2 separate regions of the Homo sapiens genome follow, and region 1 is linked to region 2. The links are chromatin loops, found by intact Hi-C in ENCODE. Cell type or tissue: ascending aorta. All regions are shown on one strand. Each heading gives the region's core, and the rest is flanking DNA. Links, peaks and the distances in the headings are about the cores only. Region 1 overlaps SLC38A4-AS1 (SLC38A4 antisense RNA 1). Region 2 overlaps SLC38A4-AS1 (SLC38A4 antisense RNA 1).

The links. Hi-C counts contacts between places; a loop is a spot of excess contacts. Peaks named below come from ENCODE experiments on the same cell type or tissue, not always from the same donor. Only the 100,000 strongest peaks of a DNase experiment are listed, where the experiment ranks them.
Region 1: a loop joins it to region 2, with 1.9 times the contacts of the local background. A loop is called at or near these places in 2 of 110 quality-filtered maps.

What each region holds. Positions count from the first base shown.
Region 1 is chr12:46,602,432-46,615,787 of GRCh38, reverse strand. The region is part of intron 3 of SLC38A4-AS1 (SLC38A4 antisense RNA 1); the gene reads right to left. Among named protein-coding and RNA genes, the nearest start is that of SLC38A4, 220 kb to the left of the region's middle. RefSeq lists an enhancer at 11,060-11,579. In ascending aorta, for the core only: no CTCF peak of the experiment used is centred there; no DNase peak of the experiment used is centred there; H3K27ac peaks cover 3,524 bases.
Region 2 is chr12:46,464,160-46,480,773 of GRCh38, reverse strand. SLC38A4-AS1 (SLC38A4 antisense RNA 1) reads right to left here. Exons shown (of 4, transcript NR_125380.1): 3 at 10,512-10,621. The region is part of intron 1 of LOC124902923 (a long non-coding RNA gene); the gene reads left to right. Among named protein-coding and RNA genes, the nearest start is that of SLC38A4-AS1, 89 kb to the right of the region's middle. RefSeq lists an enhancer at 6,752-6,951 and a silencer at 10,267-10,316. In ascending aorta, for the core only: no CTCF peak of the experiment used is centred there; a DNase peak (open chromatin) is centred at 6,933; H3K4me3 peaks cover 1,094 bases; H3K27ac peaks cover 2,173 bases.

The sequences.
Region 1 (13,356 bases), core at 4,392-12,391, 130 kb before region 2:
TTAGATGACTTTATCCCAGCCAACAGCTTAATTGCCATTTCCCAGATTTTGGCCCACAGAAACTGTGAGATAATAATTGTTTGTTGTTTCAAGTTTCTAAGTTTTGTGGGTAATTTTTTATAGAGCAATAGATAACTAACACGTAACATTGCAACAATTTTCTCCAATTCCATGGCTTGCCTTTTTATTTTTCTAAAGGTGTCTTTTGAAGAGCAAAAGATTTTAATTTTGACAAAGTCCATTTTATCATTGTTTCTTTAATGGTTCATTATTTGGGCATTTAAGAACTCTTTGCCTTCTTCAAGAACATAGAAATTTTCTCCTATGTTTTCCTCTAGAATTTTTATCATTTTGGTTCTTAAATTTACATTTACCATCCATTTTTGCTGGTACATAGGAAATCCTTTTGCAGGACCTTTCCTTAGTTCAGCTAAAGATGAGCTTCTTTGTCCCATGGCCATGAAAATTCAGGCTCACAGACAATTTGAATGATGAGTAGGACAGGGTTTTATTAGGTGAAAAGGAAGAAAAGGGGCAAACAGGGACTCTCGCAAGGCCAGAGTCCCTGCTAGAGTACTTGCCACACGCAGCTTGAGTCCCAGGTTCCACACAGGAAGAGGAGGGGCCGGGCTCTTCCCCACTGCAAATGGCACAAACTTCCCAAGGTTCCACCCCCATGTGCATTCCTCCCAGTGGGCAGACTTGTTGGAGATTATCCAACAAGACCCCCTCTCACCTGGCACACTCATTATCTCTTGAATGAATGACAACATTCATTTTGTATCTGAGGTAAGAATCAAGATTCATTGTTTCCTTACAAACATCCAGTTGCTCCACCATCACTTGTTGAAAACTTTCTTTTCCCCATCAAATTTCCATCTTTGTAAAAAATCAACTGATCATAAATATAAGAGTCTATTTCTGGGTTTTTCTGTTCCATGCATCTATATATCTACCCTTCCACTACTACCATACAGTCTTGATTATTTAACACTATATAAAGTCTTGAAATTGGGTAACATAAGACCACCAACTTTGTTCTTCTTTTTAAATTTATTCAGTAATTTGCATTTTCATATATATTTTATAATTAGCTTCTGAATTTCTAAAAACTAGCATGCTGACAGTTTGATTTGGAATATATTGAATCTATAGATGAATTTAGGAAGAATTGAACTCTTAAGAAAATTCAATGTTTACTGTGTATTTTTTAAAAAATTATTGATTCAAGGGCACATTACTAGTATTGGAAGATCATACTTTAAGGGAAATTCTGTTGTGCAATTATGTACCTTTTTCTGAAGTTACTTTTGCATACGCCTCAGTTTCCTAGTCTATAAAGTGGGAAAATGGGATACTTACCTCTGAGGATCACAACTGAAATATTAGAGAGGGTATAAATATGGGATAGAGTCAAGTAAAAGAATGAAAGGGCCAGGCGTGGTGGCTCACGCCTGTAATTCCAGCACGTTGGGAGGCCAAGGTGGGTGGATCACGAGGTCAGGAGATTGAGACCATCCTGGCTAACACGGTGAAACCCCGTCTCTACTAAAAATACAAAAAATTAGCCAGGCATGGTTGCAGGCACCTGTAGTCCCAGCTACTCGGGAGGCTGAGGCAGGAGAATGGCGTGAACCCAGGAGGTGGATCTTGCAGTGAGCTGAGATCTAGCCACTGAGCCACTGCACTCCGGCCTGGGTGACGACAGAGCAAGACTCCATCTCAAAAAAAAAAAAAAAAGAATTAAAGACATGTAGTCTTATTCAGCTCTAAGAACTTTGGGGGATAAATATTTTTTAGAATAATTTTGAAAAAGAATTATTTAAGAATGCATCTTAACTAGTAAATTTATTTTGTTTTCGGTTCATTTTCTGGTGACCTACAAAAACAAGCAGCCAATATTTTATCCAAACCTGATAAGGAGCTGGCTTTGTTTCATTCATTTGTTCAACATTCATTTACTATGTACCAGCATGGATAAAGCACTGGGTACAGGGTATGCGTGTGTATGTGTGTGTGTATTATTGGTGTGCATAAGTACACCCATAATTGTATGTGTCTTTCTTTGTATTTGTACCTTTTGATGAAAACTCCTATAATTGTTCTTCTCCTCCTCCCCCAATCTTTTGAGCTAAGATTGAAATTATGTATCACTGATTATTTCAGCCTGTTCTCAACATTGTTTCTTTCAGCTTATTTTGTCCCTGATATTGTTGCAAAAACGTGATTTCTCTGGCCTTTGCTCTGAGGTTTGAAGGAGGGGAAGAAAGAGACTGAAGTTAGAGGTAATGATCATATGATGATCTTTTCCTGTTTCAGATCCCAGGCCATAAGCATCCCACCTTACAGGAAAAAAAACAACAGCCAACAAATATTTACTAGGTGCCTGGATTTAGTATATTGGAGGCTGTTTATGTCAATATCATCACAACTTGAACTACACTGTTTATCTGTGATGGTGGAAGAATGCTGAAAAGATGTAGGCAGAGCTGTGAGGAGGCTCCAGCAACCATCCAGGTGAAAAGCGATGGAAGTCAGGACCAGTGGTGACAGCACAAATGGAGAGAAGTGGATGGGAAATATGGGAAATATCACAGCTGCTGATGGATTGGATACAGGATTTGAGAGAGAATGATGCCCAAGTTGCCACAACTGCAGGATGCCGTTATGTTCACTGAGATTTGGGAATAGTGAGTGTTGGTCAGGGTTAGTAGAGGGAACATGGTGAATTTGTTTTGTTCATGTTGAATTTAAGATGTTTTTGAGATGACCAAGTGGATACATGAGGACATGCTTGACCTGGTATTCAAAGGAAAGACATGGACTGGAGATACACATTTCCAAGTCATGGCCATGTGGGCAGGAATTCAATCCTGATCATAGAGTTTGCCTGAGGAAGAAGTATAGAGCAAGAAGAGGACAGGGCCCAGGAATGGGTTTTTGGGAATTCTGATATTTAATGGTCATATAGAGTAGCATGAGTCTGAAAGGGAATTAAGGAAGAACAGAGAGAAAATTTAGTTGAAAGACCAGTAGAGGCTGAAAGCCAGAAGAAAATAGTGTTTCAAAAAGGTGTAGATTACGGAAGTGGGGCTATAGTGTTCAATGCTGCTGAAAATTCAAGTAAAATGAAAACTGGATGAACACACAATTTCATAGCAGGATATAGTTTCCAGCTAAGGAGAGTCTTATTTGTGAAAGAGAGAGAGAAAGAAAGAAAAGGAGGAAGATGGAAGGAAGGAAGGAAGGAAGGAAGGAAGGAAGGAAAGGGGAGGGGAGGGGAGGAAGGATAATTTCTTAGGACAAATAAATCAAAACAACCCAGAAGTGTGATTTTTGGCACTTTCTACCTATGGATTGGAGATTTCAAATTTCAGATTCCTCTTTTCATCTACCTATGGATTGGAGATTCAAATTTCAGATTCCTCTTTTCATCTACCTATGGATTGGAGATTTCAAATTTCAGATTCCTCTTTTCATTATCTTCTTTAGCTAGTAAGAAGAAAATAACTTTCTTTACCTTTTGACAGACTGGAATACATCGACGTTCTCCCTTGAGAAAAATTCTAAATGTGGGATTATCTAGCTTTAAAAAAAAAAAAAACAACAAAACAAAAATCTTCGACTACCTTTGGCAGTCTATTCCAGAAGGAACTGTCAGGATCTGCAAGCATCTTGAGTCCTGTAAGATCGGTTCATGACGTCGCTACAGCCTGGAGTCCTCAGCAATCAGAAACCCAATAGATGCAGTTTACGAACACAATTTAGACAATCTGGAATTGGCAATGGTGTAGAAATTCCTTTATATTCACTGGTAAAGCAGCTTTCAGATACTGAGAGAAGCATATCCAAGCAAACTAAAGTTGGAGGCTATTATGAAAATATGCAATGTTTCTAAAGTTGCTTTTTGACACAAGGACTTTTTGTTTCTTAGCAAATAGAATTTTAGACCCAAAGTCAAGAAATCTGAACTTAATTTTGTTAAATAAACCAACTTTATGATGTAAACACGCCATTTAGGCCTTCCGAGCTTCAGTTTTCCCCTCTTTAAATTTAAAACATTTCTACCCAACTCTCATTGTTGTCTCTGTGATCAAAGATCATGCCCATAAATGTGCTTTAAAAACACCAAATGAGTCTGGGTGTGGTGGCTTATGCCTGTAATCCCAGCACTTTGGGAGGCTGAGGCAGGTGGATCACTTGAGGCCAGGAGTTCGAGACTATCCTGGCCAACATGAAGAAATCCCCATCTCTACTAAAAATACAAAAATTAGCCAGATGTGGTGGCGGGCATCTGTAATCCCAGCTACTCAGGAAGCTGAGGCAGGAGAATCGCTTGAATCCAGGAGGCGGAGGCTGCAGTTAGCTGAGATTGCGCCACTGCACTCCAGCCTGGGTGACAGAGCAAGACTCTATCTCGAAAACAAAACAAAACGAAACGAAACAAAACACAAATGCCACCAAATGATATAAAAATGCCATAAATATATTTTTATTAATCTTTTAAACATGTTGAGTATGGCTTAAATTTCCAAAGATGGTTAAGAACCAACAAAACAGCCCTCTGTTTTCAGCAGAGATTTTAAGACTTTTTAAAATTTACACATTATAATTTATATCCTATAATTTCCATGGTATTTTTAAAAGTTCTACCCTGATGCCCTCTCAAAAACAAACAAGTAAACCCACAGTAAATGTCTAACTTTGGCTTTGCCCTAACACTTTTTAAAAAAAAAAAATAAACCTCACCTTATTTAGGTGGTAAAAGTCACTTCACACATCAGCTTCAATTCTCACCTTCCCATGAGATCTTCCCTGACTTTAGCCATAGTGACTGTCCTGTCTGTGGTTTTTAGCCACAGGGCCCAGCACGCACTGTGCTTTTTCACTCTGTTCTCTAATTGGGCATGTGCGTGTTCTGCTTCACCAGGTTCAATGATGATCAGGAGAGATGGCGTTGAACAATTCCAGGTACCAACCATAGTTCTTTCTTAGTTCCTCACAGATCTTAATCCATGCATACACATGTGTTTGTTAAGTTTTTAAATTTAAATAGCATGGAGCAGTGGAGTAGAGAACAGACAGTACAAAAGCCTCCAGCTTGGCTTTGTCATTCACTAGCTATTGGCACTGAGTAATTTACCCAATGCCCCTGAACCTTCTTTATCAATAAAAAAGGAAGCTGGGCTAAGTCTAGTTAATTCTATGATAACCAAAATTACATTGATAGATTCCATCCAGCAGTTAACCTTTAAACTCTCTTCCTACAAAGCTGACAACACCTTAGGTCTCTTTTCAGTCTAATCTCTGGTTGCTCTTACTATTAATACTATTACTATTATTAACATAGTATTCCTTGAGCATCTACTAGGTGTTATGCCCCCGTGCCAAACACTTTCCTTGTATTATCTCATTTAATATTCACCTCACTGAGATACTGTACCAATTGGGACTTACAGTGCAAGCTATAGAAACCAATTTGGGCTGATTTAAGGAGGATATCAGGCAGCTTATAGGATTATGGAAGGGCTGGAGAACCCTTTTGAGGCTCTACAGGCTGGAGTACCGCTTAAAAATCACACAATTGAACCATTTTGGTGAGGTGACCACTGCTACTCTGGGAATTGGCTAGTGCATCCTGTAGTGCTAACCACTGGGACTACCATCCCTGCCACCACTGCTGCTCCTGAACTTGGTTCTTCTACCACCATCCACTGTGAGAAGTCATTTGTTAACTGCAGCTCTGGGGCAGGTGCCCACACCATAATTACAAGGGAGGCTGGGAGAGCAAGTAGCTGACATTATATAGTGAACGCATTCCTGAGTCACAGGAGGGAGACTCCACACACTGGACAACCAAAAAGAATGGCAAATGTCCACTGTAAATATCCTCACTATTATTATCTCTATTTATCAAACCAGAATATTGATGTTTAGTAAGGTTAAATAACTTGTCCAAGGCCATAGAGATGGCTAGTGGCCAAAGCAGGCTGTCTGGCCCCATACACTACAGTCTCTCCAACAATGCTCTTCCCGCTCAGGCTCAATAACTTCCAGTGAATGGGAGGCTCCAAAGAGGTTAGCTTGGATTGTAGATTTAATTTACCTTTATCATTATGGTTGTCATCATCAACATTATCACTATATTTAAAGACAATCTGCAAAGTTGTGACTCAATGACCAATCTACTCACAAACCCCTAAGTCACTTAAATGTACCCATAGACATGAAGATGAATTTCTATTTTTAAAAAAAGAAGTTCTCATAGGCAAAAATGAGAATAGAAAAACACCTCTGGTTAGAGATAAAGTGATAACTCACAACTAAGGAGCCAAAGTTCAGCCACAAGCTAGTACAGGAAACTGTGGTCCCATCTCCTAAGACAGCTACCATTTTACAATGAAACAACAACAGCTCTCCAAATCTCAGTGTGTTCTCCCTGCAGTTGTTTGCATTGCAATTATGGAAGAGGAAAACTGCAGGTCCTCTGATAATAGCTCAGTGGAGAGAACGCTGCACACTTAAGAATAGAATCTACATCAAGAAAGTGGGGAAAGCAGTCCTGTTCCTCCTCCCCACCCACCTTCAGACTGCTTTTTCCTAGAGCGTAGGAGAGTTGCTAGACAGCCAATTCCTGATTATGTGTGGTAAGGAGGAAGGAGAAGGAAGGACAACATGGACAGCCCCCAAACCACATTTTATGGCTACAAGCATTGTCTCCTTTACCACAGAACTTTTGCCAGAACTGAACATTAGAAACCAAATCTCTAACTGGGGGTTGTTGTCCTGCCTTTCCCCAGCCCTGGCTGCCAGTCCTTTTTGGTAGAGGAGGTTATAAGCAAGTAAAGGGCCCAAAAGCCCAAGTATAAGGAGATGGCAGGGAGAATTCAATAGCAGGAATAATCCACAGAAACCAGAAAGGCAGCTACTCATTTCTGAGGGAATCAAGAATTAGCTACATTCTTGCTCTCTAAGCAACAACTGTCATGTGATCTTGTTTAAATACTGAGGTTTGATCAATTTCTAAAAATTATTTTGATTTCCCAAAACACATATGTATAATCTGCTCCATCTCAATGAAGAAAGTGGGTTAAAAATGTGTACTCACTCACCCTTAGTCATCTGATTCTAATTTAGAACACACTTTTCCTGGCTTTCTACTACAACCAAAACTATTCATTGCACTGATCATAACAATTCTCCTAAAACAGGCAATAAAAGGAGCAGAACTTCCTCCTGTGGCCAGAAACTTTCCCAAAGCTTAGGCCTTCCAGCAATTACATGCCTTTTCACTGCAGTACCTTAACCTATTGCTAATAAAGCCTCTTTGGCCAGTCAGAGTTGCCATCTTTAGAGACAGAGGGCAAAAACAACAAAAAAAGGAGACACTCTCAGAGCGGTCATTTATTCAAACTGCCCCATCCGAGAAGCCTCTATTCTTGGTAAGGAGGAGCCCACTTAGGAGACTACATAAAAGTACACATCAAGAGAATTCTGAGATAAAATTTTATATCCTGAATGATTAAGAATGGTGTTTCTAAAACAAACAATGGTTTTAGTAATAGACCCTTCAATGGCTAAGTGCACCAACATTATTATTTTTTATTTTTTATTTTTGAGACAGAGTCTCACTCTGTTGCCCAGGCTAGAGTGCAGTGGCATGACCCCAGCTCACTGCCAGCTCCAACTCCCAGGTTCACGCCATTCTCCTGCCTCAGCCTCCCGAGTAGCTGGGACTATAGGCACCCGCCACTACGCCCGGCTAATTTTTTAGTAGAGACGGGGTTTCACCGTGTTAGCCAGGATGGTCTCGATCTCCTGACCTTGTGATCCACCTGCCTCGGCCTCCCAAAGTACTAGGATTACAGATGTGAGCCACTGCGCCCAGCCAACATTATTTTTAATAATTAATGAACTACTTAAAAGAGGAGGATTATTTGTAAGGATTTTGAAATAATGGAATAACTTTTAGAAAATTATACTTCTGTCATTTGTAGCCCTGATTGGCTTAATTTATTTTACACATCCAAGGCTGATGTACTATAATCAATACAATGAATAGCCCCAGCAGTCAGTCCACAAAAGGATTTTTAGGGCTGTTTGGTGTCCATTACTCTGAGAAGCAGATGAACTGAATTTGAGTGTCAAAGGTATACCTTAATAGAGAAGTTGTATAAATTGCCCAAGATCACACAGCCAGCCCAAGAATCTAGTCGTCTGACTCTGCTCAGGGCACTTTCCTTCCATTGTTTGGACTTTCTGCTTTAAGGAACAGATTTATCAATTTGGTGAGAAAAAAAAATGTGATGAGATTTTCAAGAAATGTGCCAGGAACACACACTGCAGAAAAGACAGTCTCTTCAATAAATGATACTGGGAAAATTGGATATCCATATGCAGAAGAATGAAACTAGACTTTTATCTCTCACCATATACAAAAATCGACCAAAATGGATTAAAGAATTAAATCTTAGACCTCAAACTATAAAACTACTACAAGAAAACATTGGGAAAAATCTCCAGGCCATTGGTCTGGACAAAGATTTCTTGAGTAATATGCCACAACCACAGGCAACCAAAGCAAAAATGGACAAATTGGATGGCATAAAAAGCTTCTGCACAGCAAAGGAAATAATCCACAAAGTGAAGAGATAACCCACAGAATGGGAGAAAATATTTCCAAACCACCCATCTGACAAAAGATTAATAACCAGAATATATCAGGAGCTCAGACAACTCTATAGGAAAAATTCTAATAATCCAATTAAAAAATGGACAAAAGATTTGTATAGATATTTCTCAAAAGTAGACATACAAATGGCAAACAGACATAGGAAGAGGTGCTCAACATCACTGATCATCAGAGAAATGCAAATCAAAACTACAATGAGATATCATCTCACCTTAGTTATAATGGGTTTTATGCAAAAGACAGGCAATAACAAATGCTGACAAGGAAGTGCAGAAAAAGGAATCCTCATACACTGTTGGTGGAAATGAAAATTAGTGCAATCACTATGGAGAACAGTTTGGGGGTTCTTCAAAAACTAAAAGTTAAAAATAGAGCTACCATATGATCCGGCAATTTCATTGCTAGTTACATACCCAAAAGAAAGAAATCAGTATATCAAAAGGATATCTGCATTCTCATGTTTGTTGTGGCTGTGTTCACCATAGCCAAGATTTGGAAGCAATCTAATTGGCCATCAACAGATGAATGGATAAAGAAAATGTGATACTTATACACAATGGAGTACTATTTAGGCATAAAAAAGAATGAGATTAAGTCATCTGCAACTTGGATGCAACTGTTAAGTGAAATAAGCCAGGCACAGAAAGACAAACATCACATGTTCTCACTTATTTGTGTGATCTGAAAATCAAAGCAGTTGAACCCATGGAGATAGAGAGTAGAGTGATGGTTACCAGAGGCTGGGAAGGTGGGGATGGTTATGGGGTACAAAAATAGAATGAATTAATATGCCCTAGTGTTTGATAGCACAATAGGATGACTACAGTCAATAATAATTTAATTGTACATTTTAAAATAACTAAAAGACTATAATTAGATTGCCTGTAACACAAAGGATAAATGCTTGAGGTGATAGATACCTCATTTTCCATCATGTGATTATTACACATTGCATGCCTGTATCTAAACATTTCATGTATCCCATAAATATATACACCTACTATGTACCCACAAAAATTTAAAATCATACTTTTAAAAAAGTCATAAGACATCAGCTAAAGACAACCACTCAAATGGAGAACGATTACACACAATCTTCACTGTTCTCCCCAAATTTGTTTTTAGAAAACCATTTCAGTGTCTATGGAAACATCTGCTGTTTTCCTTACATGAGATGCACGCTCCCCTGTTCTCTGCTTCTCCGAATTCTGCTAGGCCTTCAAAACTCAGCATGAACCCTATACTACTCCTCAAAGAAGTCCTGCTTGATCACTTGATACCTCTTCTCATAAAAATAGAGGCAACACAAGAAAGAGGTGACAAATGAGGGTTTTAAAGTCAAACAAATCTGGATCCAAAATCTGCTCTTTACAGGCTTTTGGGTTACTTATCCATGAGGTGAGATCATATATACTCATATAATGTTTAGCTTTAAAACAAAACAAAACAAAACCTTTATAGCATTTATAGACAAACTCAGAGGCTCACAAAGAGTATTCTGAGCTCTCTGGCAGTCTAACAATGGATTATATTGGTCATAATTAGTCTCTTCAATATTTGGGGTAACCAGATAGAGCTTGAGGCAAGTCGGGTGGCTAAAGTCTGCCAGGCTCACCACCTCTGGCCATGAACAGTTCCTTGGTTCCCACAAGAGACAACATGATGAATTGTTTCTAGTACTTGCTGCTCTACTCAACATGCTGAGTATAGGGAAGAGGGTCCTTTACTGCCAGGTCATCTACATCAGCTACCATCTATCATGGATGAGACACAAGCCCAAAGTTGCAAAGGGTATCCAACGTTCTGCCTTGGGAGTGTCATATGCCCTTGCTTTTTCATATTTCTTGTGCTCTTATGTTAGTATCTGCCATCCAGTGTAACAGTTGCTTCTTCTGATTTTTTGAATTTGCTTTTTTAGGGAATGATGTTTTTTTGAAGATGTATCTATGGTTTTGGTTGGGTAGGACACTTTAGCTTTGATTCTGAGTATACGCAGTAGTTTGGTCGTTGTATGATTTCTTTGGCTCTAGACAGCATCAGTAGTGTCTGTGACTTCCTCAGTGGCACAGGCTATGGTTGTCAGTGTAGTCCGTAGTGCAGTTTTGTTGGCATAAGGACTCCAGGTGAACTTGTCCTTGAGTCCAAGTGGTGGTGGCAGCATGCTAAGCATGCCTGTCCTTGGGCCTCTCGGTGGCGTACACAAGCACCAATGTTACTGGGTCCAAGTAAGCCAATTCGTGGGCCTCCAGGTGGCTGCTCAGGTGCTGGTAGTGGCAACAATAGCTGGGCAGGTAGGTGGGTCTTTTGGCCCCTGGGCAGCATGTGTGATGTGAGTGATGGCTGTAGCAGTGGTAGGACAACCAATGGGCACAGGCTTGTGTTAGAATTGCTTTGACAGGCTAAGTGTGTCAGTACTAAGACCTCCAGGTGGTAGATGTAGATGGATACCGGCTATAATGGTAGCAGTAGCCTAAGTGGAGCCATCCTCAAGCTCCCAGGAGAAGTGCACAGATGCCAACAATGGTGGATGGCGGGAGCAATATCCAGATTCCTGGAAATTGTGTTTAGTCACTGAGGAACAGGGGGAGTGCCAGACCAGATAGACCCATCCTTGGGTCCCCTAGTGGTGCACACATGCACAGGCTGTGGTAGGCAAGATGGTCTTATTTCGAGGTTCCCCAGTGGAATGCTTGGGTGGCAGTAGCAACAGCTGCAGTGAACAAGGAGACCCCACCTCAGGGCACAGGCAAGTGCACTATGGCCTTGCTGCTGGGGAAACAGGGTTGCTACCAGTGGCAGCAGCCACAGGCAAGCAGCAGTCAGGCTCTGGGGAGGGCATGCTTCAGCCCCCAATAATGGTAGCCTTGATGGTGGCAATGGTAGCTGCAGGGAGAGCAGCCCTCAGTGTGCGTGCCAGTGTGCAGCATCCCTGCTGCTGGGGGTAAAGGGGTTGCTGCCAGTTGTGCACACCTTTGCCCCCAGCAGCAGCAGTGTCAGCAGTTGTAGGCTGAGAGAGCTTTTCCTCAGAGCATGTGCAAGGGCACTGAAGCTCTATTGTTGGTGAGGACTGGGTTCCTGTCAGTGGCAATAGCCCCAGGCAAGTGGATTTTGGGCTCTGATAAGTGCATGTTTGTCCCAAGGAGAGCTTTCCCAATGCATTGCACCACGCATTTTCCAGGACACAATACATTATGTGTGCTAGAGTGCTGGGAACCCTACTGCTCCCCTGAGTCCAACCAGTGTTACACTGCTGCAGACCTCCAGGTAGACAAAGGAGGATGTCAGTGTGGCTTCAAGGATGTGTAGATGCAGGGGCTGCTGGGCCCCAAGGCAGAATGCAGGCAAGTGGGGACTAGGCTCTCAAAGTGGCATTGTGCTGCAGCTGCTAGGACTCAGAAGATGGTCTGGAGCACAGTGTGAACTCCCTCTCTGGAGCAATGTTATTATGTGATATCTATGCAGCTCTCTCTGCTAGTCCCAAGGTCAGCAATGCTTGAGGAGCTCTCCAATGGCTAGGGTTGCAGGAGTCCATGGTGGAAATGTAGACCACTGGGTATCTCTCATTTATCCATTCCCCACACTGGTGAGTGACTCTGGGATCCCAGCTGATCAAAGGCTGAGCTGGGCTACTTTGCTTCCTTCTCCGTCCATGCCTTGGGTGTTTCCTGTAATTTCTCTGTTGAATTCCAGTGTTCTCTCTTAGATGCTTTCTTGGAAGTGTGATTATCTGCTTGCTATTTTGGTTATTCCTTGTGGACGAGGTAAGTGCTGGATGCCTCTAGTTAGCCATCCTGAATTCCCTCTTCCCAAAATAATTTAACGAGAAATTACTCAGGGTTTTTCTTTTTCTTTTTTCTTTTCCTACTGAATCTAGGAATTTAAGGAAATTTCTATCAGAATAATGGCTGATCACAAGAAAATGGAACAGAGAACTCAATGACTACACATCACAAGGAATATAGTTCAGGAAAAAATGCAGGCAAAATTTTCTAAACAAATAACAACAGCATCCATCCCTCACCAAGCAATAACAGCAATCCCCAAGGAGGAGGTGAATTTGATTTCCAGAGTTGCATGTTACAATAGTGAAAATGTCCAGTTCTCAATTTAATATTGTAAAGCATACAAACAAACTGGAAAGTTTGGCCCATTCACTCAAAAGTGAAAGAAGTTGACAGAAACTATCCCTAAGGAAGCCCAGACATTGGGTATACTAGACAAAGACTTCAAATTAACTCTCTTAAATGTAATCAAAAAACTGAGTGAACCAGGAACAAAGAACTACAGAAAATCAGGAGAATGATGTATAAACAAGCAGGGACTACGAACAAAGAGGTAGAAATTACAAAAAGTAGCCAAACAAAATTTTTGATACTTAAAAAATACAATGGCTGAAGTGAAAATTTCACTAGATGGTTTCAACAGCAAATTGGAGCAGGCAGAAGAACAAGTGAACTTAAAGATAGGGCAATTGAAAGTGCCCAATCCCAGGAGCAGTAAGAAAAAATAATGAATAAAAGTAAACAAAGTATAAGGGGGGCTGTGGTGCACTATCAAGCAGACTAACATACATATTTTCAGAGTCTCAGAGGAGCAAAACAAAGAGAGCAAGATGAAGAGACACAAAGAAAGAGAGAAAAGGAGATAGCTTATTTGAAGAAATA
Region 2 (16,614 bases), core at 3,677-11,676:
ATCCCTAAAGTCACATCAAATCACTAGACTATGAATCCCCAAAATGTCCTGAAACAATAGTCTATCAGAATTTCCACTGAGCTACAATGATAATGTAAATCCCAGGATCACAATTCACTGTGGTAGTTCCTGAAATATTATGAAAAACAAGGCCACTCCCCAAATGGATTAGTAATCACAAAGAGAATGCAAAATGCCTCCTGACAAAGCATGATCAACACCTCAATTTCCAGACTCCTCGTGTCCCTCTCTCTGTGGACACCATCAATCAATGTCCCTTTGGTACACAGGAGCCCACTGCTGGAGCATTCGGTCAGCACCTACTAGGAGGCTTACTCTCAGAAAAGCTTTTTGACATACATCCAAACAAACTGAAGAAAATATTGAAGTCTTGAGCTCCATTTCAGGCCCAGCAAATGGAAGCTGGCCTTATAGGTGAACAGATAACGGCTCAGCTCAGGATGACTCTGACTTAAGCAACATCCCTCTCTGGTTACCCACCTTCTGTGAAGGCTCTATGAGAACAAAGAGATCCAGAAAGTTCATCATACCTGGTATAGAAATTAAAAGAATGAGTGTTTCACTTAGGTAGCCCCAGGTTATTTTGATTTTGTTGTTTAGCAGTTACATAACTTTGGGCAAGTTATTCTAAACTTTCAGGGGCTTCAGATTTTAATTTGTAATGTGAGGATAATACTGCCGGTCTTTAATTGGTTGTTTTAAGGATGAAAGAGATAGAATAAAATGTTAAGCATGCTCAACGAACACCAACTATTCATATGAACCAATAGCTAATAATAATCAATTATCATTAATACCTGAATCCAAGTTATTTCTCTTTAATTCATCCAGCAAATATTAATTGGGCATCTGCTTGATGACAGGATTTGTGTTAGAAGTTGGGGATGCACAAATGAACATGGTAAACTGATTCCTATCTTTGTGCATATTTGTAAATAGGTAATTATGGTATGGCATAATAAATGTTACCATGGGAAGAGTTCAGAGTGCACTGAGAGCAACCGGATGGAAAATCAAACATGGCCCAGGGAGTCAGGAAGGCTTCTTGGAAGAAGTGATGCTTAAGCTACGGATCAAGGAAGTCATCCAAAAGGTTGGGAGGATGGAGTAAAGAAAATCCTATGCAGAAGAAATACTATTTGCAGATAACTGAAGAATAGAGAGCAAGGCATTCTCAAGTTGCAGAAAATAGGTTTGCGTATGGCACAAAGTCTGGTAAAAAGGGGTTTTGCAAGTTCTTGTTAAAAAAGTTTTTACTTTAATCTGAGAACTACCTGAAACATGGTTAGATTCAAGCCAAAGAGTGGTTTGGATGTATTTATGTTTTAGAATAACTCTGGCTGCAGCGTAAAAAAAAATAGACTAAGCAAAGAAACCACTATGAGTCTATGAATTAAACAGATATCCTACAAGGATGTAGACCAGTGGACATATTCTACAGATATCTAGAAGGGACAATGACAATGACAGGACTTTGCAATTGATAGGAAGGTAGAATGAGGGAGAGAAAGGAGTGGAAAATGAACATCAGGTTAAATGGTAGTGCCACTCACTGAAATAGGAAGCACAGAAGAGGAACAACCTTTGAATGTTCAATACAGGATAAGCTGAGTTTGAAATGCCCACAGAGCTCTCAGGTGGAATATTCAGCAATAAGGTGATTAATCAGGCCCAATGATATGGTTCAGCTGTGTCCTCACCCAAACCCCATCTTGAATTATAATTCCCCTAATCCCCATGTGTCATGGGAGGGACTTGGTGGGAGGTAATTGAATCATGGGGGCAGTTACCCCCATGCTGCTGTTCTCATGATAGTGAGTGAGTTTGCACAAGATCTGATGGTTTTATAAGGGGCTTTTCCCTCTTTGCTCAGCACTTTTTTTTTTTTTAGACAGAGTCTCACTCTGTCACCCAGGCTGAAGAGTGCAGTGGCATGATCTCTGATCACTGCAACCTCCAGCTTCCGGATTCAAGTGATTCTCCTGCCTCAGCCACCCGAGTAGCTGGGATTACAGGTACCCACCACCATACCTTGCTAATTTTTGTATTTTTAGTAGAGATGGGGTTTTGCCAAGTTGGCCAGGCTAGTCTCGAACTCCTGACCTCAGGTGATCCATCCACCTCAGCCTCCCAAAGTGCTGGGTTTACAGGCATGAGCCATCACACCTAGCCAGGAATTTCTTAATGAAAATTTGCTTGTGTATGTGTGTCCTAGGTGGCATTATAAATTGTATTATTTATTGTATGTCACAGTAAAAAAAAAAAAGTACCTGTACCTGTAATATAATATAGACTCCAATGTGTTTGTTGAATGGATAAATGAAGTGATTTTATAAAATTTATTTGATTTAATAAAATCTACCCCCAACTACAGCCTTGTGAAGTAGGAATTGTTGTGCCCATTTTAAAGATGAGAAAACTAAGACTATAAGGGTTAAGTGACTTGTCCAGATAACAAAACATGTAAGAGTAGGAATTGAGAGTAAAATCCAAATGTGGCTGGCTCTAAATTCAAGGATCTTAACCACAGATGGGTTGTTCTTGAAGCACTGGACATAGGCTGGCTCACATAATGTCAGGAGAAATGAGAAGCTCGGAGGGAACCCGAAGAAGCCTGGTGTTGGAAGATGGGCACAGGAGGAAGAGTCTCAGAGACACCAGAGGAGCTGCCAGAGAGGAGTCTTGGGAAGGAAAAGGAGCACATCAAGAAGGAGGGAGAGGTCCCAGTTGTGAAAAGGCCCAAACTTCAAGAAGAATAAAGACTGAAAATTTGTTAAAGATGTTGGCAAGAATCATTTCAGTGAACTTATAGAACACTGAGGACTGAGAGTAAAGGAGAGGTAAATATAGACAACTCTCAGGAAGTTTGGCTATGAATCAGAGGGAAGAAGACACAGTCAAGGCAATGTTTCTGCTTATTTATTTACTTGTAAGATAGGACATTCTGAGGGTGACTATATACTGATGTAAAAGTTGATATACTGAGAGAGGATAGTTAAAGGAGCAGGGTTCTTGAGAAGATGAGAGGTGACAAAATCCAGGTAAGAGGTGGGGTGATTGGCCTTGGATAAAGGAAGGAATGCTCTCTTGTTTAATGAGGGGGAAAGGGAGAAAAGGTAAATGCAGAGACAAACTACAAGGCTCTATAGCAAGATGTTGCCAGAGCTCCTCTCTGATGGCCTCTTTTTTCTCTAAGACACAGAAGGAGAGCTTGTGCTGTGAATGAAGAGAGGGTAGGGAATGTGTGGAATTGCCTCCATTAAAAAAAAAATAAACAAGGTTGTATTTACATTTGGATGAGCATAAACCCTCAGAAGCCTGTTCCTAGTTTTCCAAAAATCAGAAAGCCAAAACTTCTCTCCATCACAGGGCACCGCAGGAATGGAAAAGCAAAATGTTGATAGATACGTACTCCAGTCAGGTGAGAACAGAGGAGGGAGCGGACCAGGAAAGCCGGATTATGGGGCAGCACAGAGGATCCAGTTGAAGGTGGAGCCCATGAACTTCTAGTGACACCAGTCAGCAAATGTCCTGGAAATGACTGGAGAATCTCTTACTCTAATTGGGCTGTTTAACACATCAGGACTTCAGTAATAAGAATCTTACTTCATCCCTCCTGTGAACACTTAAAGCTGAAAGAAACAAACATCCAGCACAGACTAAAAGAAAAATACAAAAACATAGCCATTTTATGGGACTTATTGGACCTTCAAATGTATAAAATCTAAAGCAAAGTTGTAGCCTTTTGGCACCACCCTCATTTGAGCCTTATGCATTTGTTGGAAGTTCCCAATCTTGTATTTATAGGTGCATAAGATGATGTTAGTATTACTAGATTTATTTGAAGTTAGATAAACATAAACCCTCAAAAACCTGTTCAGAGTTGTCCTAAATCAAATTTTTAAATGCCCTCTATCACTGTGTAGTGAGGTAACAGGGATACAAAATATTGACATTAATTTCATTCCCAATGGCAAAAGCAGGTTCTTATTTTTCTTTATCTGAAATGCTTGACTGCTCCATTTATACCACCATGCTCATAGCCACTCACCCCCACTCTGTTCCAATAAGTCAATATTCTCCTCTTCCCATAAGTCCCCTAACATCTCTGCAGAGCCCCCCAGTGCCTTTATTGCAGACACACGGGCAATGGAATGTGCCCTCCAGAATCCAGTGTAGCTCTACAAGGCAGGGTTACACCTGCTCTCCAGCCACACCCTGCCTAGCCCAGGGCTGACCTAAATATAGAGCTCAGTAGACATGCTGAAGGTCCTCACAACCATCTGGTGGGAAATGCTGGATCCCTACCTCACTCTACATACCCCCAAAATTCCAGCTACACCAATGTCAGAGACATGTGAGCCAGAGCAACTCCATCTTGAATAGGAGCTGGGTAAAATAAGACTGAAACCTATTGGGCTGCATCAAATTAAGGCTTTCTAAGTCACAGAATGAGCTAAGAGGTCAGCATAAGATACAGATCATAAAGATCTTGCTGATAAAACAGGTTGCAATAAAGAAGCTGGCCAAAACTCACCAAAACCAAGATGGCCACGAGAGTGACCTCTGGTCATCCTCACTGCTTACACTCCCACGAGTGCCATGACAGTTCACAAATGCCATGCCAATGTCAGAAAGTTACCCTATATGGTCTAAAAAGGGAGGCATGAATAATCCACCCCTTGTTTAGCATATCATCAAGAAATAACCAAAAAAATGGACAACCAGCACCCTCAGGGCTGCTCTGTCTATGGAGTAGCCATTCTTTTATTCCTTTAATTTCTTAATAAACTTGCTTTTGCTTTGCACTGTGGAATCGTCCTGAATTTTTTCTTGTGTGAGATCCAAGAACCCTCTCTTGGGGTCTGGATCGGGACCCCTTTCCTGTAACACCAAGATTTAAAATGGAAAAATAAAGCTATAAGAGTACCAGGAGGGGAAAAGATTGAAGAATTTTTTCATAACCTCAAAAAAGTGGAAAAGGCCTTTCTAAATTTTTCCATAAAATTCAGAAGCTATAATATCAAATATTAAATGCATTTGACTACATAAAAAATAAAAGTTTCTGTATACCTCAAAACATCATAGGTAAGATCAAAAGAAATTGTACTTTACATGACAAACTAAGGACTAATTTATTCCCTGAATAAAGAGCTACTATAAATCAATAAAAAAAATTAAAGGCAAAGGATTGGAATACCCACAGAAAAGGAAAAAACAAATGACTTAGATTATAAATAGGCACTATACTATTCATAATAAAAAAGATGTAAATTTAAGCAGATCAAAATATTTAACAAATTGTGTTGGCAAGTATTTATAGAAACAGGCACATTCTTGCTTTGCTGGTGGGAATATGAATTATTGTAACCTTTTGCAATTTGACAATAATCACTAAAATTTAAAGTACACATATTGTTGGAACCAGAAATTGACTTCTGGGTATTTATCCCATAAATATATTCCCACAGATGAAAATGCATCTTTGTAATAGCAAAAGATTAAACATAACTAAATGTCCCATGGTGGAAGATTAAGACAATATTATTAAATATTGAGATGGGAAGATCTCCAAGACATGGTTAAGGGGAAAATAGTATGGTTCAGAACAGTGTATAGAGTATGCGATCACCTGTATTAAAAAATATATACACATATCCTTATATATGCATATGATTGTAAATATGCAACATACCCCTATAAGTATATATAAGAAACGAGTAACAGTGATTGGGAAAGGAATAAGATGGCTGGAAAATAAAAGAAAGAAGGATATTTGTATTCAACATATTGTATGTGCACATTTTGAATTTTTTAACAGCTGCTAACAAGTTAAAAATATCAATATCCAGCAAATTAAATGAAGATACCGCCAACTCACATACACATAAAGCTCACTTAACAGTATACAACTGTGGGAAGACTGATCAATGATCAGTTGAAATCACCTCCGAAAGTTTTTCTCTAAATATGAATTCTGGGCTGGGCACAGTGGCTCACGTCTGTAATCTCAGCACTTTGGAAGGCCGAGTCGGGCAGATCCCCTGAGGTCAGGAGTTCAAGACAAGCCTGGCCAACATGGTGAAGCCTTGTCTCTACTAAAAATACAAAACTTAGCTAGGCATGGTGCCTCATGCCTATAGTCCCAGCTACTCGGGAGTTTGAGGCAAGAGGATCGCTGGAACCCAGGAGGTGGAGGTTGCAGTGAGCCAAGATCAAGCCATGGCACTCCAGCCTGGGCGACAGAGCCAGACTCCGTCTCAAAAAAGAAAAAATAAATAAATAAATATGAATTCTGGATGAACGCTTAACATTCTTGTGTGCACAGAAAGCACACATACAGTGGTAACAGCACCATTGCTCCTGCGGAGAGGAACAGAACAATTCAAATCACTGATGTATGAACCTAGGAGCTTCTTTGCAGGCCATGATTATGTGATTCTGGCTTAGTTCCCATCTTAATTAACTGCTATTTTAAAAAATAATTTGTAATGATATCATTAGAAAAATTAAAATAAAGAAAAAAGTCCCTAAATGGTCCTGAGTCAAACTTGAGCTCTGGCCCCACTCAAGAAGAGAGAAAGCGAAAATGGCCTCTGAGATAAGTTTGAGTCTGGTTAAAAGCTTGCTCCTAAAACCATATTTAGACCCTTGGTGTACTGTTTGTCATCAAAGAAATCTGGCACATTATGTAGAAGAGAAGGATTAATGTGACTACCAAGTAAACCTAACAGTGAAATCCAGCCATGTTACTCAAGTTGATGAATGATTTGGAGTGCTGGTACGCTATTGTAAAACACAGTTGACTGTTTACAAGACAGAGCAATTTCTTTTCTTACATTTTCTCCTCCAGCATTTCTGAGCAATTATATTAGGAAGTGGCTGTTTACCCTGGCAGCTGGGCTCCGTATCTCCACCACTGGAGAGGCAATTCCCCGGGCTACAAATACCCGGAGAGCTGACTCATTACATAAAAAGGAAGTTCTGTTTGGTAAAAGAGTTTAAAGAACACACTTTAAAACGTGCATTAAACACTAGTGTTAATCATTGCCAGAAAGGACGAGTAGGCCACAGGCGAGTTGGTGAACTTAAACCCAAACTTATTTTGATAAAATTTGGTACCTTGAACTCTAGATCTTTTATGAAAACTGAGGTTGTAGGCCCAGCACTAACAAGAGTGTCAGGAACTTTCCATTTCCATTATAATTCTAATAAATTTATTAATATTTTAATGTGATAAGTATGACACTTCTCTTTGTTTCCTCATCTAAAACAATAAGCCTGGCATACTTACCTATATTAGGGGTGATGATGAAATTCAGTTAACTATGCCTAACACCGTATAATCCCTGGCGTGGATAGTTCGAAAAATAAATATCTTTTTCTTAATTGTAGGCAAAAATGAGAAAATAGAAAATATCTATTAATAGTTTCATCTATCATAAAATTTTATAGCCATAAAAGATATCTAAGGGGAGTGTATATTCAGGGCAACTTGAATCTATGCTACCTGATTGCAATATATATCTATATGTCTAGCAACTATACTCACAAATACATATGTAGTAATTTTTTCCCAAATTGCTTGTACATTTCCTTTCTTTTCTATCATAAGACAGGAAAAAAAATTATCTCTGGACAATTCCCAAAGTGGATGCATTTTTTTCTTGTCTGGGCACACAGCCAATAGAGATTAAACTAGGAAGGGAATTGATATGACCGTGGGTGAGTATATTAACCCCTCTGGATGCCAGTTTTCTTCTCTGTAAAATAAAAACTGGACTAATAAGTGGTTTTCAAACCTCAGTATATTTTAGAGTTACCTAGGAAAGCAGATCTTGGCCATCAGGTTAGGATCTGTGCATTGGTATTTATTTTTACAAACTCCCAAGATATTCTGATGTACACCAAAGTTAGAAAATTCCTAAATCCAAGCATTCCTAAAGTCACTTCTGGCTCTAACAATCATCAATCTTTTTTAAAACATACCTTCTTTGCATATATAGAAAAAATTTTTTAAGTGTAAAACTGCAATTATATACATACTTTGGGGACATTTTTTCTCTTTTCTATTTTTGTGTGGCTTGCCCTCCTGCTGATACTCCCATGGGCCCCACGGTAACAATCTATCAGTGATCTTCATAAAGCACGCAGGGGCCTTCCTGGTCCCTTATTCTAGATTTGGGATGCTGAATCCCAAACTTCAAATGTATTTTTTTCATCTAACTGAAAATATCAATTATGTGCAAATCCTCTGTTTCCTCTCATTCTGTCTCCCTTACCACCATCCAGATAACCTCGTTCCAACTGATTCTGCACAATCACGATTGTCTGCCTCAGTGTCTCCAGGGTGAGCTCAATGCTTGGTGGGCACTTAGGAATTGTTTGTTGACTGACTAACTGGCTTTGGAAAGGGAGAAACTCAATCTTTTCTGCTGATTGTTTGCTGACTCTTAGTGGGAGGTTATCTTTACTAGGATATCTTTACTAGGAGTAAGAATATCAGAGATGCATGGAAGCAAAAAAGCAGTCGAAAGCCAGAACCCAAGTCTTCCATGAGTCCACTGAACTCTCTCAATTCACAGGCAAATGAGACTCTGAAATTGGACATTGCATATATAAAAATAAAAGGAAGAAATAATGGTTTCCTCCAAAATAGGTAAATAGAGACCTACCAAATAACACACACCAATCCAAATAAATACCATGTGGAATTTGATAAAAATTGTTATGCTTAGTCTATTTGATTATATTTGTTAAATTTTCAAAGAAATTGGATCAAGTAGAGAAACTGAATGTATTGTATGGTGTTCTATTTGAATAGTAACAAGAATAATAAAGCTAATTTGTAATTTGGAACAGGCAAAAAATTAATAAAATTTTGCTCATGGGTGGAAATCTTCATGAGACTGAAATTTCATTCATTTGCTCATGGAACCAAGCATGGGGAAAAATGTTCCCAATGAATCACTATGGATGAGAAGCTGAGATATGATTTACCACCTCACCTCCCCATACAATACATTAATGGTTCCCTGCATGTTTTACTTTATGTTCATCCAAAACACCCAGATTAATAACCAAGCACAAGAGTGTATATAACATCACATTGCCCATCTCTGAGGTGCCAGGAAGGATCGTGCCAAAACCGTCAGGAAAATGGATTGTGCTGCCTCCCTTGGCAATACAAACCAGTGTGTAATAACCCTCTTAGTCAGTTTACCCTTCTGTTGCCATTAATGTAGATTACAAACTTAACTAAGAATGCAGCAAAAGATCCAAAGATCAAAAAGAGCATGGATGACTACACACCCTCAAATCTATAAAAAAAAATTAATACAGAGCATACACATCAACCTGTTCTTAAAAACACTCTCAGAGCTGTCACATGTGCTAGATAGTTCTCCACAGAGAAGACCTTGGTCTTCAGGATGTCAGGCAAACCTCCTGACTCAAGCACTGAAATAAACACAAATCACCATTATGAAGTCAAATCTATAAACAAGCTTGGAAACCAATCCAAAATCCCTCAGATCCACACCTATACACTCAGTGACTCATGTCTATGAGCCATGGTGACCATGCCCAGGGTTGGGGTCAGAAGAATCAGGGGAAGTGCAATAGCAAGGGGACTCTTCCACAGCCTTTTTTGAGGGTTCTTCAGTCCTGGCTAACTCTGCATTCCATTTATGATGCCTATGAGGAATACAAGAGGAGCTTCAAATAAGCACTGGGTATATGAGCCTGGAGCTCACCGAAGTCAGAGGGGGATGGACATGTGGGAGTTTTTAGCATGTGGGTAACCATAGCAAAGCCTTGCAAATTAATAAGGGCCCCTTTAAATAAAAAAAATTTCCATTATAATTTTGGCCAGCCTTCCCAAAATAGACTTTCTGCATTATTATGACAATATTTTAATTTTGAAATTTTCATAAGATTTACTCTGTTGCAAATTAGCTGTTAAAACTTACGCAAGTCATTTAATTAAATTATTAGGCTCTTAGTTTCTTCATCTGACAAGCTTAGATAAATAATAATTATAAACTCTAACTTCAAACGTTAATCTGAGGATCCAATGAGAAGACAGATAGAAAAGCACTTAGAAGATTTAAAACATTATCCAAATGAGACGTTTTATTTCTATTAGGGTTTTTAAATTTTTTAATTTTGAAATTTGTCATAAGATTTACTTTGTCAATTCCTCCTAACAGTGTCGATTTCTCCTAAGCTTGCCTTTCAGTCTTGGTGTTTGGCCTTTGGGACCAGTCCTCTCCTTCCACCTTTCACGCCCTGTCTGGTCCACATCTGTATGAACTACACTCAGCTGGTCGATGTTACTTTCCTACCCAACCTGCTCCTAGAGGAAAGTCAGGGCTCACAGAGGCTCCCTCCAAATGCACAGCCATCAAGGAGAAACAATATTTGTCACCTTGGGCTGCCATAACAAAATACAGACTGGGTGACTTAACCAACAGAAATTTATTTCTCACCATTCTGGAGGCTGAAAGTCTGAGATCAGGAAGCCAGTATGGTCGGTTTCTGATGATGCTTCTCTTCCTGGCTTGTGGGCAGCTGCCTTTATGCTGTGTGCTCACATGACCTTTGTGTAAGAGAAAGCGTGAGAGAGCTCAAGCACTCATGTCAGGACCCCACCTTTATAACCTCATTTAACCTTAATCATTACTTTATAGGCTCTATCTCCAAATTCAGTTTCATTGTGGGTTAGGGGTTCAACATATGAATTTTGGAGAGACACAATTCAGCCCATAGCAGACAATGCAGACAATGAGAATACTCTAAAGCTAATCCCAGAAACAAAAGTGACCTGAGGAGATTTTATTTAATCCAATATGAATTTGCTCTTACCTTCCACTCTTTATTTCACCTGCAGGGTCTTTCTCATGAAAGTGGGATGAGGGTATGCAGTATTCTCTTCACAAAATGCAGTCGCATTTTAGAAATAGAATTACTTGCAAATTCAGACAAAAGCCTTGGAAAGGTACTCCCCAAACTATAAACAATAAAGAGTTCCCAGGTGGAATTGGTAGAAAGATGGGGGAGACGGGGGGTTGCTATTATGGTGTTTTCTATTCTACATACTTTATATTATCCATTTTTATATCATGAGACTGGACATGTATTACTTTGCAATTGAAAAGAAAAATAAACTATGAATGGAAAAAATAAATTGAACTAAAATGCTGACATTTAAGGAAATGTGTTGTGAATATCAAGTCTAAGGAATAAAAAAGTTGACTTTTAGCATGCTCTTTAAGCAACTCTGAATCACACTCCTGAATTCTCCTACTTGTTTTTTCTATGATTTTAAGCTGGAAATAGATTCCTTAAAAACTTTAATAAACTATTCATTGTTAATAACAACACACAAAAAGTTGAAAATCTTTAGAAATAAGCTTGCCTTTTTAAATTATATCTCTTATTTCTTTGCATATTATTTTAAAGAATCTAATCTAAACTTGTATTTTTTTAAAGACTTGGCAAAGCATAAGATTATTGTCAAATTATTTAAGAATACCTATTTAAAATTATTTAAGAATACCTATTTAAAATAATATTTTATGTGTTGTGGCTATTTTACATTATTCTAAGTCATGTAATCACACATGACATGAAAATTAATGAAGAGGGGTAGATTGAGAAACAACTCATCTGGCTCATCCGTGGATCTCTGATCAGGTGATCCCTCTGTCACCAAGGGTAACTCATTTTTTCCTGACTAGAGAACAGTCGGTTTCCCTATATGTAAAATAGGGACTGTGAGAATTTAGAAAAATTTGTCCTCAGCAGAGTACGTCCTTGAAAAACTTTGACTGCTCAAGAGAGTCCTATACGTAGTAGGCATTCAATAAATATATAGTAAATAAATAAAATTGGTAAAATTACTAGCCACACTTACAGACAAATGACATATTTAACAATTAACCTTCTAAAAATTGTAACAGCTAAAAAGATACTCTTTCAAAGACCCAGATTTATTCTTAATTGTACTTTTTTTGCTAGATTCAAGAAGGATTGGGAGGATGGAAATCAACTCTTAGATTATCAGAGCAGGCAGAAAAGAATCAGGAACATCTTCATAAGCAAAAATCCAATGAATGCTTTTTAATTGAATTAAACAGTCTGGAGTTGTTTAAATAATTTCATTTATTTTAATGTTCCACTATTAAACACTGAAAAAAGTGCAGCCACTGCTCCTCAGGACGAAATAGATTTCTCCTACCCTTTGAACTCAGCCAACTTTCTCCCAGTATATTTTTAGTCTGCACAGGAAATACTAAAGACTAAGGAAGTTGGAATGTGACTGACCTTTTACCTGTAATGATACCAGCAATGCCAACATTCGCCACCAGTGACGTGGGGATAGAGATGACAGGAACTCTTTGCTACGGAACTGAACAGCTTCTTTTCACTTGAGTTGATATCTATCCCTGTAGTTTTGCAATGTCCTATAATTACTTTAGACATCACCCATTTTAAAACAGGGTATGCCACACTTTATAATCCACTCCACTTAAAAGAAACCGTAAGAGGCCGGGCACAGTGGCTCACACCTGTAATCCTAGCACTTTGGGAGGCCAAGGCGGGTGGATCACGAGGTCAAGAGATCAAGACCATCCTGGCCAACATGATGAAACCCTGTCTCTACTAAAAATACAAAAATTAGCTGAGCATAGTGGCGCACGCCTGTAGTCCCAGCTACTCAGGAGGCCGAGGCAGGAAAATTGATTGAACCCGGGAGGCGGAGGTTGCAGTGAGCCGAGATCACACCACTGCACTCCAGCCTGGTGACAGAGCGAGACTCCATCTCCAAAAAAAAAAAGGAACCATAAGAATACTATCATAATGCTGTTACCCTTGACTGAAGATCCAAACAGATTGGTGAAATGAGGCTCTAGGAAGATTATCTGCAGTATATGCAGCCAGATCGTTCTCTATACTTTAACATGGGGCCTCCCTGTGCAAGGTATCTTGTGAGGGTAGCCTGAGTAAAATGTCTAAATCATTAAAATGTCTGGTCATTTAACATGAAGCAATTTATCAACACTTTGGTCACTAACACTTAACAGTGCAGCATAATTATGCTTTCAAAGCCTTTCACACTCAGACATTAAATAACTTTGGTCCCAGTTCATAGAAAACTTTATAAAATATTTCCTTCCTTCATAGTTGTAAACCAACAAAAGATGACGACATCATCTTCCTTTATTCTCATTTAATTGTATGAATCAGAATCAGGCTTTTCATTCATACCAGGTAATAAGTATCCAAAGGCACCTACAGACATTGTGCACATATTAATTGAGAAACATAAATTTTTCTATTACTCCAAAGTTTCCTTGACGGGATTCAGAGGTAGCAATCACCAAGTTCTGCTGAGAACACCTCCCAAACTGCTTGTCTCCCCTCCCAGAGCCACTGCTCCTGTGGTCTAAGCTACCACCATTGCTTGCCTAAATTACTGCAACTGCCCACTAACCATCCCTCCTCTAATGTATTCTCCATTTCACCAGAGACAGCTTCCTGAAAGGCAAATCTGATAATGCCTCTCCCCAACTTAATATCCTTCCATAGATTTCCATTGTTCCAAAACAGAATGCTGATTCTTGAAGATGGTAAAAATGATTGCACCCCTGCTGCTTTCTCTAGTCTTACTCCTCTATTGTTAAACCATGGAGGGCTCTCACTTCCTTTATTTAGCATTCACAAAAAAAAAAAAATTTACCTTCAAGTGGTAGTTTTTGTAATAATAGAGATGTTGCTACTTTTATATTATTATACAGAAAAAGCGATTCTTATCAAACTTAACAGTCCCTAGCCAGCCAATCATTTTTGTGAAAGAGACAAGAATGTGGCAAACAGGCATGATATTTTAAGTAACTAAATGATATTATAATATAGTATCTGTATTTTTTTAATTTTTAATATGTACCAAACATATATATGTACTTCCCATTTATTAAATCTCATCTAATTCTTCCAGTAGCCCTTTGAAGTGGGTAACATACCACCTCCATTTAACGATGAGATGAGTGCTGGAACTATGGATTTGTTCACTCAATTTCCATTCATTCTCACTGGTGAGGTTGCAAAGACAAAAACAACATTTTCAAGATCTCCCTGCAGCTAGAGTCCTGGAAGGAATTTGGGTCCCAAAAGGTGGATACACACAAGTGTGGCATGAAGATATAGAAGGCAGACACCACCTTCCTATCCCTTCTTGGCTATTTCTGCTGACAAACAGGGTAAGGCTCCTAGCACCACGTCCCAGGACCCAGTGTTCAGAAGCCATGGCAACAATAGTAGCAGCATTAGGTTCTTGACCCTGGCATAGCTCCATTGCTGGTCTCAGAGTTGGTAGCTCCCCTGGTCGGCCAGTTTTGTAAAATATCTTTCCGTTTCAAATACTTAAAGTTGTTTATCTTTTCTTATATTGAACCTGAGAGTGTGCAGAAGCCTATATGCTCATTAGACTACAGTTAAGCTGCTGAAACAAAGACACTCAAAAAATAGAGTGGCTTAAATAAGACAGAAATTTATGCTTCTTTATGTAACAATACAGAAGTGGGTGGTATCACAGACGTGGAGTGGCTGTATTGTCATCAATATGCAACATCTCTCTTTGGCCCAAGGCAACTCCAATTGTTTGCTATTTCTCAGCCAGTTGCAGAAAGGGAAGTGGAATAAATACCCAATGATGTTCCAATACTTAAAAAAAACTCCCATTCATGTACTACTGGCTATAACTGAGTCACAGAGCAATCCCTAGTCACAAAGAAGGCTAAGAGAATATAGTCACTAGGTAGGTAACCATGCATCCTGCTAAAACTAGGTGGGTGGGGGGTGCATTTTGTTAGATAAAGAAAGCAAGAATGGTTACTAGGGTAAATTATCCACTTCTGCCATGTCTACCCCTCCTCCCAATATCTATGTACACACTTCTTTTTGCAAATAAACACCACAGTCACCCCTATCTTTGAGTAGGATTCTAATCTATTGGCTTCTATGTGAAAGTCAGAATAGCCAAAGTTTGTCCCTGGTCACAGTTTTTAAGCCAAGTCTTCTCTTTTATCTACTGGTCTCTGTGCTCAGCCTGTCTCTCTTTCCTTTCATTTAATGTTGGCTAACTTTAGTGGCAACCATGTGAAACAGGAAGGCAGCATCTTCAGTGTAATCTTTGCTCTGGACTGGCTTCAATTGTCCAGCTAACTGAAGGCACTGAATAGTTGGCAGTTGAATACTTAACAGAAGGCACATGGAAAAGGCCACCATCATCAAACTTATCTACTGCTGTTTGCAATACAAACAGATTTTCCAACTCTGCATGACTGAATCTTTCAAGCACATTAGATTACAAGCCATAGGTAATAAGAACCTCCCTTATCAGAGCTATATTCTCTTCTATCTTTGCTTGCTGGCTAATAATTCCATAACTTCCATTGCTTCTTATAATACATTGTTAAAAGTAGTGAGGACTAGCCAATATATATCTATATGCAAAGTTTTTCTCACTGAGCTAAAGGTCAGCAGGTGTATGGCATGTCTTCCAAGTTATGATAGGCAACTGTTTTAGCAAATTACGTATCACAGAATAACAAGTATTACCAATGTTTCTAGATCAAATTTCATGCCCATGTCACCCTCTGCCTGTTGCTATTCAATGACACAAAATTTAGCTTTTTGTTATGGCAACGCCCCACTTCTGGTTCAAATTTCTATATTAATTAGGGTATACGCTAAGGTCTTCTTTAAAAAAAAGACCCCCACCCCCACCCCAAAGTATCATGTCTTCATAACATAGAAATTTGTTTCTCTCTTACCTAACAATCCAGAGGTGAGCAGAGACTCTACTACAGATATGGGACTCATTTATGGACTCTCTTCAGCTGTTCTATTGTTATCATTTCCCAGCCAGCAGAAATTGTTTTTTAAAAGTAAAATCCAGAAAATGCCTACATTACTTCTTGTCACTTTCCATTGACAAGGACTTAGTCTTGTTGCTCCAAAGGATGCTGTGAAATATTATATCTAGTCAAGTAGCCATGTGCCTTGCTAATAGTCAGGAATTCTATTACTAAAAGAAGAAGAAAAGGGACACTGAGACATAATTAGCAACCTCTTCCACCATGAGAATTGGAGGATTACAACTGCATGACTCCAAATCTGAAAAGCAAAACTGCTTCCAAATGGTCTTCATTTATGTACAGAGTGTTAAGTCTCCCAGTATTGCTGTTTACTCTGCTGGTACATATTCTCTAGAAAAAGTTGTGATGTCTTTGTTTGTCATCATGTTTTAACGTAATCATTCACTTATTCTAGCAGTCATCATTTATTGAATGCATACTATGTGTCAGACATTTAGTTGTATAATAGGAATATAAAGATAATGAAGACAGAATGATCTGGGTTCATCATTCAGAGTTTCTTTTTATTTGGATTATTTATTTAGAAAATTTATCATTCTTTTCTGAACATTCCATAAAAAATAAAAATTTGCTTAAAAACAATTTCAAAGGAAAGCACACAAGGGAAAGGGTTTTATTTTTCACTCTCCTCAATTTTGTATTATTTACA